Regions from separate parts of the Homo sapiens genome. Here region 1 is linked to region 2. A link is a loop called in an ENCODE intact Hi-C map of the cell type or tissue named here. Cell type or tissue: endothelial cell of umbilical vein. All regions are shown on one strand.

Evidence for each region. Hi-C counts contacts between places; a loop is a spot of excess contacts. Peaks named below come from ENCODE experiments on the same cell type or tissue, not always from the same donor. Only the 100,000 strongest peaks of a DNase experiment are listed, where the experiment ranks them.
Region 1: a loop joins it to region 2, with 4 times the contacts of the local background. A loop is called at or near these places in 3 of 110 quality-filtered maps.

The regions. Positions count from the first base shown.
Region 1 is chr9:16,363,277-16,365,776 of GRCh38, reverse strand. No RefSeq gene overlaps it. Among named protein-coding and RNA genes, the nearest start is that of LINC03041, 88 kb to the right of the region's middle. In endothelial cell of umbilical vein, no CTCF peak of the experiment used is centred here; DNase peaks (open chromatin) are centred at 1,246 and 2,086; H3K27ac peaks cover 1,075 bases.
Region 2 is chr9:16,704,112-16,706,611 of GRCh38, reverse strand. All of the region lies in intron 3 of BNC2 (basonuclin zinc finger protein 2), which reads left to right. Among named protein-coding and RNA genes, the nearest start is that of BNC2-AS1, 21 kb to the left of the region's middle. RefSeq lists enhancers at 1-50, 1,458-2,212. In endothelial cell of umbilical vein, no CTCF peak of the experiment used is centred here; DNase peaks (open chromatin) are centred at 1,251 and 2,271; H3K4me3 peaks cover 1,020 bases; H3K27ac peaks cover 2,500 bases.

The DNA.
Region 1 (2,500 bases), 340 kb after region 2:
TCCTGCCTAGGGACTAGTCTGCCTTTGCAGGACTAACAAATTGGCCGCAAGATTAGAAATTATGGTTTGGGAGTCATGCAGCTGGAGGCTACAAGATTCTGACCCTCCCCAAATTGCTCTTGGGGAATAACATCATTATTATAAAACCTGATACCAGCGCCTAAGATGTTTAGCAGACCGTGCACTTGGTGGACCAGCTGGCACCGCCCAGATGGATAAACTGGCTCATCTAGTCATATGGCCCCTACCCAGGAACTGGCTCAAGTGCAAGAGGACAGCTTTGACTCCCTGTGATTTCATCTCGGACCCAATCAACACTCTGGACTCACTGGCCCCCACCCACCAAATTGTCCTTAAAACCCCCAATCCCAGAGTTTTCTTCAAGACTGAGTAATAATAAAACTCCAGTCTCCTGTACAGCCAGCTCTGTGAGAATTACTCTTTCTCTATTGCCATTGCCCTGTCTTGCTAAATCGGCTCTGTCTAGGCTGTGGACAAGGTGAACCACTGGGCGGTTACGTTAGGAAGGAAGGAAGGAAGGAAGCGTCTGCACTGTGGGGAAAGCTGTGAGGGTGGCCAGTGGAGGACAGGCAGGAGGGATTTGGTAGGCAGAGGTCAAGAGGCTGGAGGATAAAACTTCTTGTACCATGTGACTATGGCTTTCTCAAAAGTGGGAGGTCAAGTCAGTTTTTGGCAGAAAATTCAAAAGGAGAGGCATGGAGGAAAGCTGATGGGCCAGCAGTCAGACCAAGAAACCAAAAGTTCTTCTTCCCCACAGAGTCAGGTGGGGAGGGAGATGGGAAAACCAGTAGGGGAGAGGGGCTTCGAAGAAAGCTCATCCCCTGTTGAGTCCAGGAAGTTAGAAAAGTGTGTCAACTTGGGGAAGAAAGATGAAGTTTGCATTAGAAGCTTCAGGGGAAGGGGACCACTGGGGATGCAAGTGAGGGTGCTTCCAGGAACCCCCTTCCCCAAAATGTCAGAGCTACAAAACTGTTTCCTTTCTTCCTGCCTGGAGAGTCAGTACTTTCCTGAGGCATCTGTGGCCTGGTAGGCAGGAGGGGTTAGCCAAAGCAGCTTCTCCACATGCCTGAGGGGGACAAAGCAGGGCTCAGCAAGGGCCTCCCAGGCCAAGAGGAGACACCCTGCTAAAATAGACATTTCCGCAAGTGGCAGACTCCAGAAACCAACACAGACTCGGTCTAGGCGCAGAGCCAAGCGGTAGCACAGGAGGCGATACTAAAAGGACAGAAACAAGCAGGTTCCGAGAACTTTGAGCATAATTACTCAGAACAATGGGCTCAGGCTTCTGCTTGGCAATGAATGCCCTGTATCTAATAACCCAGGCATCCCCGTCACCAGCCCTGGGGGCCTGTGGCTGAGACAAGGTAGCAGATCCTAATGGGACCCAAGCATTCAATACTACGGCTACTAATATCAGCTAATCTTTTTGGAATGCACTGCTTTAAGTCTTCCATTATCATAACTCATTGATCTTACTAACAACCCAGAGAGATAAGTCCCATCATTATTCCTGTCCTTCAAATGAATACACAGAGGCATCAAGACTTTAAGTGACTTGCTTAAGGACCCACAAGCCAGACTTGGGACAGGGCCTGGACCCCAGCAGTGGGATGTCTCCTGGGTGACACCGTCAGCCTCATTATCTCGAAGCACCTGTTGAATGTCTACTGTGTGTAGGGCTCTATGCTAAGCAGCAGAAGCCAAAAAAGGTGGACGAGTTGGGCCTGGCCTTGAGTGATGAGCAGGTAATAGCACGGCACTGCTATCTCTAGGAAATAATAATTAATGATGTTTCCAGGATTTTGTTTCCTGTTTCTGCCACCCTCCCCGGCCCCACCCCACCAGCTTCCTGAATGAATAAATACACAAATGAGGAGATGGCTTTAAATAAGTGGATAATTACTCTGCTCCTGGCTTATGAAATGTGTAAGAATTACCAGTTTTCTGAAGCAAAACACAGCAATAAAGCCTTCCATCATTGTTCCTTGTAGGGCTCAAAAGCCAATCCAGTTCAATGCCTGCTGCAGGCACAGGCAGGAAGGACTGAGAATGTCTCTCTCAGTCTGCTGCAGCTTCGGGTCTGCACTGGGTCCTCTCAAGTCCTCCCCTGACACACAGCTTTCTGTCTGCTGTTTTCTTTACTGTATTTGCTTCCGCACCTTAGTTCTGGCCTTGATCATGTCTTGGCCCTGCAATTGTCATAGCTTCTGAACAGATACAAGCAGGGGCTTCAAAGCCAGCTGGATCTGAATGTCATCTTGACTCTGCTTCTTATTTGCAGTTTAGCCCTTGGACAAGTGTCTGGATATCTTTGACTTTAATTTTATTATCTGCGCGACATAGAAAATACCACCCTAGCTCACAGTTATGTGAGGATGAGGTGGGAGTGACCACATCCAGTGCCTAGTACAGGGTCCCCCGCGATGCTATTACAATTCCCGGGAATTATTATTATTAGATCTCCCACCTCTAAATCAGC
Region 2 (2,500 bases):
AAAATTACTCTAAAGAAGACAATTTGGTTTTATTTTATATGTGCATGTTAACCTGCTTTGAGATCATCATTTTGTATTTTAGGGTATTCTCTTAGATGAAGTAAGATGTTCTTCATTTGTTACTGAAAGGGGACATGGCCTCACTCCAGGAGATTAAAGCTGGAACACCTTCTGCCTTCTGTAGGGATAATCACAGCTCACCTGGCTGTAGCTCAAGGTCAGGGCAAAAAGAGGGGACTTTGTGCTTTTTAGAATTGCCTATGACTACAGTAGAGAAGAGGAATAATAAAACAATTGGACAAGATTGAAAGTGAATGTGCATCATATGAAGATAGTTAATAAGATGAATGATCAGAAAAAGACAATCTGGAAGACATCCTTCAGTGGTAGGAGAATCAGTGGTAGAAGAAGAAAGGGGTATTTTGGGGTGCAAAACTATGACCTCTGTTAACTTGCAAAAATTAGTACTGTTGTGATTGGTTATAAAGGGCTACATGAGAACAATTTTAAAATTATAAAAACATTTGTAAACATTTAGTATGATTTTAATTTTTCATTTGGTATACATACTTTTTAAAATAGTTGCTTGTCAGTTATGTTGCTTGGAAGGCAGAACTCTCTGCACAAGCAATAAGTCAGTAAATCCAGTTTTTTGATCTAATATTGTTGCTTGTTTGTTTTGTAATAATAGCATGTAAATAAAAATGGTTAAGTGTAGGTGTTTTAGGATTCAATCCCTTTGAATTTTTCTCTCAACTTCTCTGGAGAAATAGGAATTGTTTCTGGGTGTTTTGTAAATCTAAATTGAATGTCACTTAAATGTGAAAGAACTGGCACCTTTGATAAGTAGTCCCCATACTGAATCATTTTGTCATTAATAATAACATAATTATCAATGCAAATGTAAAGTTTGTTTTTTAAAAAGTCCAAAACAAACAAAGGAGGGAAAAAAAAACCCAAGCCACACTATCATACAACTCGAGGAAAAAGCATCCCTACATTTAAACAGAAGACTTTCAATAGTAGCAGTAATAATAAGAAAGAACCTTTGGCGTCTGCCCAAGAGCCTGTTGAGAGGGAGCAGCAAATGGCCTGCGCAGTGTGTGGCTCTGCAGAAATTCCAGGGTGACACATGCCTCACAAGCTGGTCACAATGCAAGGGGTCAGGGGTCATGTTCAAGAGCAGGGTGTTGCTGGATAAGGCTGAGGAAGCAGAGGTGGCCCCTCTGTGCTCAGTGTGTGGGTCTGTGTACTCCTTTCCCGTCAAAGCTGGCCCAGCGCGGCCAAAAAAGCGGTTCCTTGGCAGGGTTTAATGGCAGGATGATGTAGTCTGTTGTGACTAGTGCATTCCTTTCAGGTTAAACTAGGGAAATGGCATTGTGTTAAAATTCCAAGTCGCATGAATGTTTTATTGCCACAGTGCATTTAGCCCTCCAGGGGAGTGTGTGTGGCGGCCGGTGGGGGTGGGGGTGGGGGTGACTTAGAGACTCAGGAACTATCAGAAGAACACTTCCCTTGGAAAATTTTACCCACTAGCATGAAGCTGATTTGCTGTGATGGTCACTTAGAAGGGTTTCGCTTTTTCCTAAACTGTGGCTGTTTAAAGTCTTGGAGTCTGGACAATTAACAGCTGAAGAAAATATGACAAGACACACGCAAAGAGGTTGGGAGATAGAGAGGAGGAGTGCGCCAGAAAGGAGCTGAGCTGCCTTCTTGTGTAAACTGCCTGAGAGCGGGCCCCCTCCCCTGGCCTCCGTCCCTGTCCCCCCTTCCCCAAGGCTGTGTTCTGCTGTCTGCCCGAAGGCCAGGACTGATCTGTTAACCTTGCACCACTGGCTGGGAGGCCGCTGCAGCTCATGGTACTGTATGTTACCATTACTACTCCCTCATTCTTTTTCACTGGCTTTTTTTTTTTTTTTTAAAAAAAAAAACCATTTCTCTGTAATAACGGTTTATATTAGTCAGAGGGATACAATTTTGGAATGCAGAAGATCCGAGTTTAAAACAAAACAAACTTTAGAATGGTACTTTTTTTTTTTTTTTCCTTTTTGGCATTTAGAAGGGCTAAATCCAACCATGCTAATTCAATTGCAGCCAAAGGTTTTCAGTGTGATTTAAAATCAGGAGTTCTGGAAATGGAGCAGTTGAAAGATGCAGTCATTTGGGCTGTGGATCTTATAAAGGGACTTTGTTGTGAAACCACACGAGCATCTTCAGGTTTTTAGGATATTTTCAGTCTTTGCATTTGTCTCAGTTATATCCATTTTGCAGATTGCCCCCAACCCCTATCCTTCCTTAGGGAAAACTCTAGCCGTCTCATTCACTGTTGGAGTTGTTTTAGGCTTACAGTTACTGAGGGTGTGTATGATTTGACTTCAGTTGTAATCGTGTGCATTACATATAACATTTGAACTGACTCAAGTTAATTTATAACAGATTAAAGTGTGGATGTGTGGAACAGCTTTCTGATAATGCAGTGTGCCTTTATAAAATATTCATG